Linked DNA regions of Homo sapiens: region 2 is linked to region 1. A link is a loop called in an ENCODE intact Hi-C map of the cell type or tissue named here. Cell type or tissue: dorsolateral prefrontal cortex. All regions are shown on one strand. Links, peaks and the distances in the headings refer to the core of each region. The heading gives the core; the rest is flanking DNA.

Region 1 (5,376 bases), core at 329-5,328:
GCCACCCTCAGACATAGATGCTACAGGTAGGTCAGAGATTGCGCCTCTAATCCAGACTATTGGCTTAGCAGGGATATTTCTATATATCCAAGACAGGTCACCCTGGCCAACTGTGCAGATGTTACCATGCTAGGGGAAAAGGGAGACTTAAGGAAAATATAAGTTTTTTTTTTTTTAGACGGAGTCTCGCTCTGTCGCCCAATCTGGAGTGCAGTGGCGCGATCTCGGCTCACTGCAAGCTCTGTCTCCCGGGTTTACACCATTCTCCTGCCTCAGCCTCCCAAGTAGCTGGGACCTCAGGTGCCTGCCACCACGCCCGGCTAATTTTTTTGTATTTTTAATAGAGACAGGGTTTCAGCGTATTAGCCAGGATGGTCTCGATTTCCTGACCTCGTGATCTGCCCACCTCAGCCTCCCAAAGTGCTGGGATTACAGGCATGAGCCACTGCGCCCGGCCTAAGAAAATATAAGATTTCTTACAAAGTTACTAAGAAAGGTGTGGCTGGGCGTGGTGGTTCATGCCTGTAATCCCAGCACTTTGGGAGGCTGAGGTGGCTGGATCACTTGAAGTCATGAGTTCGAGACCAGCCTGGCCAAAATGTTGAAACCTCATCTCTACTAAAAATACAAAAAATTAGCTGGGCATGGTGGCACATGCCTGTAGTCCCAGCTACTCAGGAGGCTGAGGCAGGAGAATCACTTGAACCTGGGAGGTGGAGGTTGCAGTGAGCCTAGACTGTGCCCCTGCACTCCAGCCTGGGAAACAGAATGAGACTCTGTATCAAAAAAAAAAAAAAAAAAAGGTTTTATTGTACAAAATACCAAAATAAGAAACATAGAAATAATCCACATTTGTGTATAGTATATAAATTTTAAAACGCACAAATATGCGGTACATATACACAAACATATTCACATAAATACAGAGAGACCTATTTAAAGAAACTCCCTGTTGTGTTCTCTTACACGTGTTGTCAAGTTTGTTTTCTTGGACATATATGCATGAACCAACCAAAAGAAACACAGGAGAGTTGGAGCCATATATAGTGAAGAAACTACCCAAATGTCAATATCTATCAAGCTTGCAAAAGACCAACTCTCTGAGTCCGACACAGTTGATGCAGAAAATACTCCATCAGCCTTGTCCTTGCCCCCCACCCCCAGGTCCCTCTCCACCACCTCCCACTGCCTCTGGGGAGGTACTTACTACATCCATCCTCATCGCTGTGGTCCCCGCAGTCATTGTCTCCATCACACTGCCACTGGGCAGGGATGCAGGTACACTCTCCAAGAGCACTCACTGCACATGTGAAGTGGCTCCGACCACAAGCACACTCGGGGCTGCTGGCCAGGCCTGGGCGGAGGGAAAAGGAATCAGTGAGGGCTCAGCTCCCACTCAACCCAAGCCCATTCCGAGGGGAAAGTAGAGGAGCCTAGTCCAGGGGCACTGTCACCTGGAGAGTCACAGTGACACTTCAAGGGAGATGCAGGCAGTAAAACCATGCCTCCTCCAGGGCATAAACGACCCAGCAGATACCCTCTGACTTTGGGCTTACAAAGAGTCCAGGTGACCCGCTCTATGACAGGGCTTTTTTGCATGGCACCTCTAAGGGCCCAGAAACAGATGATGCCACCTAGGCTAGGCACAGTGGCTCATACCTATATCACAGCACTTTGAGGGGCTGAGATGGGAGGATTGATTGAGCTCAGAAGTTCAAGACCATCGTGGGCAACATAGTGAGACCTTGTTTCTACAAAAAACTAAAAAATTAGCTGAGGGTAGTGGCATGTGCCTGTAGTCCCAGCTACTTGGGAGGCTGAGGTGGGAGGATTGCTTGAACCTGGGAGGTCAAGGCTGCAGTGAGCTATGATCACACCACTGCACTCCAGCAGGTGCAACAGAGCAAGACCTTGTCTCAAAAAAGAAAAAAAGAAACAACCCCCTCCAAAAAAAAATGATGCCACTCAGAGGTTTGGTGCTTTTGAAGAAGAGGAACAAGGGACAGAAAGGGTGATGTTGAGAGGCCTCCATAGCCTTCTCACTAAAACTAGGTTGAGATATGGACGCTCTGCCTCTGTCTTGGACCAGACCCTGGGATGTTGGCCAGGGAGGGCAAGAACTAATGGTGGAATTAAAATGCTGGAGCCTCTTTAGGATAAGGAATCCACACAGGGGAGCAGGAAGCAGGGTGGGCTGCTCTGAGTCCCCCAGGCCACCTCAGGGCAGAGTAACTGGGACCTGCCAGGGCCTTCCTGTCTGTGGCACAGGCCACAGCCTTGAGGAAGGCTGGCAGATGCAGCCTCTCCCCCGGCTTCAGCAGCACGCAGCTGGGCTTCCCTATTGAGCATCGAGCTATCTGCCTGGCCAAGTCCCATGACCAGCTGCTGTGCCCCCTCCCCAGCGTGCCCAGCAGGATGCCCTGGGATGGCGTGTGAATGGCTCAGTGCCCTGCTCCAGCCTCAGCTGGAACAAAGGGTTCTGCCAGGGTCACTCTCCCCCCTCCCAGCATTCATCCAACCCGCTGGGCTGCTCTGCTCGCAGCTGGGGAAGGAGGGGGCCGCAGCGCATGGCTCATCTCTCCCCCTTCCTTTCTTCTCCTCTTCCTTCCCTCAGCTGGACCCTGCCCTCAGGCTGGGCTGAAACAGAGAAGGAGTCAGCTCGAAATTGTCACCCCTCTTCCTATACTCTGTACCTGGTCCAGCTTTTCTCTCTCAGCTCATCTCCTTGATGTACATCCTTGTCTCACATTATAATTCCTTGGCCTAGCCTAGGGCTTAGGGCCAGGATAAAAAGGTGTGCTGCCATGCCCTCCAAAAGCAGGGAGAGAGCTCTAGAACTTTCCCTCTCCATCTCAACCCCAAGAGTAAGTGCAAGCATAAGGTAAAACTTCCTAGCCTGCAATGCATGGATGGATGGATGGATGGACGGACAGACGGATGGATGGATGGATGGATGGATGGCTTTTGGGTTCTGTGAATCCCTGATGCTACAGGTATAATGTACGTTTCTGGGGTAAGGGATCACAGCTTTCACCAGATTCTCAACTGAGGCCTGGCCCTCTCCCTCCACATGCTATGGTAATCAGCTGCTCTAGAAAAGATGCAGGATTGGGCTGGGCACGGTGGCTCATGCCTGTAATATCAGCACTTTGAGAGACTGAGGCAGGTGGATCCTTTGAGCACAGCAGTTTTGAGACCAGCCCGGGGAACATGGCAAAACCCTGTCTCTACAGAAAAGAAATTTACAAAAGTTAGCCAGGCATGGTGGTGGACACCTGTACTCTCAGCTACTTGGGAGCATGATGTGGGAGAATCACTTGAGCCCGGGAGGTTGAGGCTGCAGTGAGCCATGATCTCACCACTGCACTCCAGCCATGGTGACAGGATGAGACCTTGTCTCAAAAAAAAAAAAAAAAAAAAAAAAAAAGATGCAGGATTTCCTGCGGAAGCCAAGTGAGGTCCAGTTGGGAGGTGCAGTGTCTCTAGACCTCACAGGAAGGCCTTGCTCCAAGCCCAGTGCTCCTGTCTCTTCGGGTCTCTCTACAAATGCAGGGTAGAGGATTCTTCCCCAGGAAGCACTAAAAGACCCAGGTGCCCCTGCCCCCACTCCATCCTTTCTGGCCTGAGAACTCTGAGAAGGGAGGAGGGTTTTTCTCACTCAGATCCTGGACAACACAGCCTGAGGAACTTCAGTAGTATGACAGGCTCAGCACAGCTGTAGGCACCCTTTTGGTGAACTCTAGCTGGATTGAACAGCAAAGATGTTTAATTCCACTCCATGTGATGGGACTCCCCGGTACACAGATCCCCTTCATGGGGTATCATGGTGAAGAAAAAGGATAAGGCTAATAAGGATCTCAACTGGGGATATTTTGTCCCCCGGAGGACATTTAGCAATGTTTGGAGACATTTTTGGTTGTCCTGCTTGGCGGTGCTTACCGACATCTGGTGGGTAGAAGCTAGGGATGCTGCTAAAGACTCTATAACGTGTATAATTCTATACAGGATTACACGCCTGTAATCCCAGCACTTTGGGAGGCCCAGGTGGGCGGATCACCTGAGGTCAGGAGTTCAAGACCAGCATGGCCAATGTGGTGAAACCCCCGTCTCTACTAAAAATACAAAAATGAGCCGGGTATGGTGGTGGGCACCTGTAATCCCAGCTACTTGGGAGGCTGAGGCAGGAGAATTGCTTGAACCCAGGAGGCAGAGGTTGCGGTGAGGGGAGATCATGCCATTGCACTCCAACCTGGGCAACAGGAGCGAAACTCCGTCTCAAAAAAAAAAAAAAAAATCTATAACATGCAGACAGGCCCCTATGACAAAGAATTATCTGGCCCAAAACATCAACAGAGGTTGAGAAATGCTGCTAACCACACACAGTAGGGAGTGGGGATGTACCAGACGGGAGTTCAGGATGAAAGCTGTGGAAAGGACAGAGAGGAAGTAGGGGGGAATAGGAGGAGGAGGTTAGGCAGAGGACAAAGCACTGGACCTGGAGCAGACAGACTTGGGTTCCATCGACCAGCCAGTTGACCTTGTGCAAGTCACGTAGCCCCTTAAGCTTCAGTTTTCTTGTTTGTAAAAAAGCCACAAGGGGCTGAACATGGTGGCTCATGCCTATAATCCTAGCACTTTGGGAGGCTGAGGCGGGCAGATCACTTGAGGTCAGGAGTTTGAGACCAGCCTGGCCAACATGGTGAAAACCTGTCTCTACTAAAAATACAAAAATTAGCTGGGCGTGGTGGCGCACGCCTGTAGTCCCAGCTACTTGGGAGGCTGAAGCAAAAGAATTGCTTGAACCATGGAGGCAGAGGTTGCAATGAGCAGAGATCACGCCACTGCACTGCAGCCTGGGCAACACAGCGAGACTCTGTCTCGAAAAAAAAAAAAAGCAACAAAGATTAGACAAGAAAATAAAGGTGGAAAAAACTAATCTTATGCCTTGGCACACCAAAGATGTTCAATAATGGAGGCTGGGGTGTGCAGATGCAGGGCTGTGCAGATGCAGGGCTGTGGAGGCTAAATTTTTCCAAAAGGCCTTGATATTAAGAATCAGAGTACCAGAATAGAGCAAGTAGAGCAGTGTCCTGGGGCTGCGTGCAAATGAAAAGTCATACTGGTAGGGAAGAACCTTAAGCTCCGTTTGTTTTTTTAGGGCCCCACCCCCGCCTTTGGCTGAGTGATAACAGAAGTCCCGATTTCCCCCGCGCAGACTGTAGGAACAAAGCATTCCATCGGTGGGCATCAAGTTAGTTGCAGGCAGTTGAAGGGCCTCGACTTCCTGCATGTCAAATCAACATCTCAGCGTCCGCTGCAGTGAAGGGCGGGCAGCCACCGGTCAGGCAAACGCTTGACTTGGGCATTCATACAGTA
Region 2 (5,376 bases), core at 283-5,282, 72 kb after region 1:
GCTTCTTCTTCCTTAGAAACGTACTTGCAGTTTTGGCCAGTCATGGTGGCTCACACCTGTAATCCCAGTGCTTTGGGAAACTGAGGTGGGAAGATTGCTTGAGGCTGGAAGTTTGAGACTACCCTGGGCAACATAGCAAGACCCTGTCTCTACCAAAAAACAAAAACAAAAAATTAAACTGGGTTTGGTGGTGCACACCTGTAGTCCCAGCTACTCCAGGGGGCTGAGGCAGGAGGATTCCTTGAGCCCAGCTGTGGAGGTTGCGATGAGCTATGATTGCACCACACTGCACTCCACTGTGGGCAACAGAGCAAGACCTTGTCTCAAAAATGAAACAGGCCTGGCGCAGTGGCTCACGCCTGTAATCCCAGCACTTTGGAAGGCCGAGGCGGGCAGATCGCTTGAGGTCAAGAGTTCGAGACCAGCCTGTCCAAGATGGTGCAACCCCGTCTCTACTAAAAATACAAAAATTATCCAGGCGTGGTGCCAGGCGCCTGTAATCCCAGCTACTTGGGAGGCTGAGGCAGGAGAATCACTTGAATCTGGGAGCAGAGGTTGCAGTGAGCAGAGACCTTGCCATTGCACTCCAGCCTGGGCAAAAGAGCGAGACTCTGTCTCAAAAAAAAAAAAAAAAGAAAGAAAAAGAAACAGGCCAGGCATGGTGACTAACACCTGTAATCCCAGCACTTTGGGAGGCCGAGGTGGGTGGTTCACTTGAGATCAGGAGTTTGAGACCAGCCTGGCCAACATGGTGAAACCCCATCTATACCAAAAAACAAAACAAAACAAAACAAAAATTAGCTGGGTGTGGTGGTGTGCACCTGTAGTCCCAGCTACTTGGGAGGCTGAGGTGGGAGGCTCGCTTGAACCTGGGAGGTAGAGGTTGCAGTGAGCTGAGATCATGCCACTGCATTCCAGTCTGGGTGACAGAGTGAGACTCTATCTCAAAACACACACACACACACACACACACACACACACACACACACACACACAATACTCCAATTTTTACCTGGAGATTCGAGAAATTAGGGAAGAAACCAAAGAAAATATATTTCCTTATAAAATAAATATTAAAATAAAGAAAAAAAAGTCTGGGTGCAGTGGCTCACACCTGTAATCCCAGCACTTTGGGGAGGCTGAGGCAGGAGGATTGCTTGAGCCCAGGAGTTTGACACCAGCCATAGTGAGACCCTGTCTCTACAAAAAAATTTAAAAGTTAGCCAGGCATGGTGGTGCACACTTGTAATCCCAGCTGCTCAGGAGGCTGAGATAGGAGGATTGCTTGAACCTGGGAGGTCAAGGCTGCAGTGAGCCATGATCACACCACTGCACTCCAGCCTGGGCGACAGAGCATGACCCTCTCTCAAAAAAATTTTAAAAGTTAGAAAATATATTTCTATAGTGCAATAACAAAGTGATTTGTGCAGGGAAAACTAAAAATTCTGGAGACATTTTTTAAGCTCAGCAGTATTTGCATAAAGAAATATTTATAATGTGAAAACAAAGTACTTCATTTAATTTTGAAAGATGTATTAAGCAAAAAAGGAAAGAAAAATGAGAGGAAAAATGCTAGAAATACAGGGGGTACATTGGTTTAATTTGAACCCTCTTATGTATATGTATCTTTAGCTCCTTTTACTTTAGCTTTTCTCGTCTCTTTGGAAATGAAAATATTCAGTTGTTGCCATGATTTTGCTTGCTTTGTACAAATGAAATGTTGGCTTTATGGTTATAGACAGAAATATGGAAAACTTTAGAGCTACTTTGAGCAAGCCCAAGAACTTTGAATCATTGAATCAAGAGGAGAAAAAATGAAGAAAATATTTCAAGTTCTTTATCTGTAAAATGATGGAGATAAACAATATGATCTGAAAGTCTTTCAACTTCTTAAGTTTTTATAATTCAGGAGCAGTGGTAAGAATAGTAATGAAGTTTCTAACTACTACTTCCAAGTTAAGTACAATCCAGAGAGGCCAGTGGGACAGAATCTGTGGGACGATGTGGGAGGACTTAAGTGATTTTAAGTCCTGGTGAAGAGGAATAGTGTGTTCAATGGAAATTGAGGAAGACAAGGACTTTTCAGGTCAGGGGGCTTAATGGGTCATCATTGTGTTTGTTACAGAGTTTTAGGAGAGTGGTGGAGAAAAAGATGGAGAAAAAGAAAATGGACTATGTGCTCCTAGGAAGAGAGATGTGATTGTTTTCTAACATGTAGGCAATGAACCCTCAGAGGAACTATAGATGAGCATTAGGGTGTTCTTGAATGCTCTAAAATTATATGCAACATATTATATTCGTTTTTCTGTGAGAAAGCATTTGTAGCTTTAATCAGATTCTTATTGTAAGCTAACAAAGCCACTTGCTCTTAAAAATGAATAATAAAGACTTTAAATGATTAAAAACAGAAAAAGTGACACTTCAGTGGTCCTGCAGTGGGTGAATATAGTCATTGTGATATTTTCAGAGTAAGCTAGGTTTCAGTCACACACACACACACACACACACACACACAGTACACACACACACACAATGAGAGAAATGTATAGAATCGTGGGGAATTTGCTGTACAGTTTTGGGTTTTGGCTTGCTATTATTAGCTGCACCTTGGGCATGTTACAGAACCTCCCTAAGCTTCAATTTCCTCTGCTATAAAATAAGGATAAAAGTACCTTAAATGGTGGTTGTGAAAATTAGAGACAATGTAAGTTGAGTACATAGTACAGTGCTTGGCACAGAATAGGTATTTGGTAACCCTTTCCCCACATGAGTTTTTTAAGTTTCTGTATTTACTTTAAGGCCCTTATTGTATGCAGTCATCCATGAGTATATGCAGGGGGTTAGTTCCAGGGCTCTCTGAGTATACCAAAATCTGTGCATACTCAAGTCCTGCAGTTGGCCCTGTGGAACCCGAATCTACGAGAAGTTGACCCTCCCTATACGTGTGTTTTGCTTCCTGAGAATACTGAAGTTTCGACCTACATTTGGTTGGAAAAAACCCTCACTTTTAAGTGGACCCAAGCTATTGAAATCCGTATTGTTCAAGGGTCAATCGTATTTCACTTTGAAGGACTGGTCCTCAGCAAGTTCATCTTCTGAACTACTCAGTGATGCTCACACTCAAGAAGACCATATCTTATTAAGTGGTTAGTTTAGAAGCTCTTTCCCATGCAGATTTGCAAGCGGAGTGTGTAAAAATCACACATTGCACTTGTTGCCTGGCAGCACGTGTCCCTGAGTGGTAGTACATGGCTTGCATTGTAATGTTATCAGTGCTGGGGCCAGCTGGCTAGACATGTACTGCTACATGGGCTAGGGACTCCATTCCTCAACAAAACAGCAGCCAGCACTAGGGTTAACAGAAAATGACAAACCAGGAATGGATGAGGGAGGCGCCAGCACAGCAGCGGGATGTCTTTTGATTTGCTTCTGTTATTTGCATGTCTCTCTTGTGATGTCTGTGAAATGTTTAGAATGACAAAGTTTTTAAAAGACCTGCTGACTCCGCCTGAAAAATGTGAAAAACCTCCCATTTAGAGACCTATTATGTCCAGCTAGCCTGCATTTTCTATATCTTTTTCTTTATTTTTTATTAATGCAAACATTTGCATGAAGACAGAACCTTTGTTTCTTAAAGAGTTCATCTGCTCCTGCTGCTTACTGGCCCTGCCATGCAAGAGCACAACAGAACCTTTGTTAGGCTTTCAGCAAAGCTGTTTATGAACGGTGGCTTACTGAGGACTGCTTCCTGTGCTGTGTGCTTCCATTTTGTCTAAAAAGAAAAAAAGAAAATAGTTATTAGGAGTAAAAAGAATTTGGACTTTCTTTTATTCAAGTCCTGGATGTTGAAATGACAAGTAGCCCCCAAATTTGTGAGGAACTGGTAATTGCATCGAATGCATTTTTTCGCTTTACCTTGAACATAATGAGGCTCTTAGTAACAATAGAAGGAACAAGTGCCTTCTCATTGGAATAGAGAGAAGGAACAGTAGTAAAAAGGCAACAGAAAGAGTAGTTGAGAACAGGACAAAAGTGGCTTCCAGTAAGAACACTAACATTGTAATAGAATGTGTTTTGATATTTAGCGTTTCCCACCTGGGAGGCACAGTCCTAAAGTGGTTGAGTTGAATAAAGAACAGCATCACAGTTTATAAATAGTGGATACAGTTTGTATGTTCATTAAGTAAATATTTGAATGTCTACCATGTGAAAGACACTGAATGGTCCTGAGTGTTAAAGGAAATAAAAGATAAATGAGTCATGGTGCCTATCTTTAAGGATCAGGACATCCAACAAAGAAGATAACATACGCATAACAGAAATAACTGTGTATCAAGGTAGAAAGTGCCACTGGAAATATTTAAAATAGATGTTTAGGGAGTTTGGGAAAAGGGAAGATCACTTCTGGCTGGGACAGAATCAGGGAAAGGTTCACAAAGAAGGTGGCATTTGAGTTGGGCCTGGCAGAAAAGGTAGGACTGAACATTGCAACATTCCTAAAAGTGATGAGTCAAAAATTATGTTGTTCTAGTAAAACAGATCCAAAGTATGTTTTTATAGGGTACTTTGGTGGTGTTTTTATACCATTAATTTAGATGATATGTTAAGTGTTATGAGTTTTCTGTGTAGACTAAACTGGGGCCTCTCTGTCTAGTCTATGTTGTTCCAACCATTTGCCCCATACGGTTTTTGTGCACTTTGGCCTAGGCCTTTTTGTATCTATAAATATCTACAATAGCATCCTTTACTTTCATAACAAAAATAGAAACTCAAAGGGATTATTGAGCACTATTACAGCTATATCCCATAAACAGTATGTGGAGATAGTTCTTAGTGGGGATTTCACATGTGAGACTCTTATTTGAAAAAGAATCCCCACCTTCGTGCAGAGCCACATCAACCACAAGAGAGAGGACAGGGAATTCTAAGCCCGTGAGTTTTCAGTTACTTTAAATTAGAACTTTTCTGTATCTTTTTGTCATTAGAAAAAATGAGATCCTGTTACTGTTAGTTCAGTTGTGAATGCCAACTAATTTTTATGTAATATTTTTAATGTAAAATGCCAAGCAAATGATTAAGCTGTTGTATTAGTATCTTATTGCATTAATATCACTATTCTGTATATTCATAGTTAAATTGCATATTACCAATTAATATTAATCTGTAAATTTAATGATAATTGATAAATACATGGTTTGCCCCCAAAGGCTATACTTTTTCTTTTTTTTAAAGAGACAGGAGTCCTACTATGTTGGTCTTGAACTCCTGGGCTCAAGGGATCATCCTGCCTCAGCCTCCTGAGTAACTGGGACCATAGGCATGCATCACCATGCCCGGCTGCAAGACTACAACTCGTGCTATAGCACAATTAATTTT

The links. Hi-C counts contacts between places; a loop is a spot of excess contacts. Peaks named below come from ENCODE experiments on the same cell type or tissue, not always from the same donor. Only the 100,000 strongest peaks of a DNase experiment are listed, where the experiment ranks them.
Region 2: a loop joins it to region 1, with 3 times the contacts of the local background. A loop is called at or near these places in 3 of 110 quality-filtered maps.

The regions. Positions count from the first base shown.
Region 1 is chr11:46,901,576-46,906,951 of GRCh38, forward strand. LRP4 (LDL receptor related protein 4) reads right to left here. Exons shown (of 38, transcript NM_002334.4): 2 at 1,208-1,354. Among named protein-coding and RNA genes, the nearest start is that of LRP4, 14 kb to the right of the region's middle. RefSeq lists enhancers at 4,354-5,188, 5,189-5,376. In dorsolateral prefrontal cortex, for the core only: a CTCF peak has its summit at 2,339; DNase peaks (open chromatin) are centred at 2,426 and 5,295; H3K4me3 peaks cover 397 bases; H3K27ac peaks cover 5,000 bases.
Region 2 is chr11:46,973,909-46,979,284 of GRCh38, forward strand. All of the region lies in intron 1 of CSTPP1 (centriolar satellite-associated tubulin polyglutamylase complex regulator 1), which reads left to right. Among named protein-coding and RNA genes, the nearest start is that of CSTPP1, 40 kb to the left of the region's middle. In dorsolateral prefrontal cortex, for the core only: no CTCF peak of the experiment used is centred there; DNase peaks (open chromatin) are centred at 3,283 and 3,684; H3K4me3 peaks cover 1,313 bases; H3K27ac peaks cover 3,507 bases.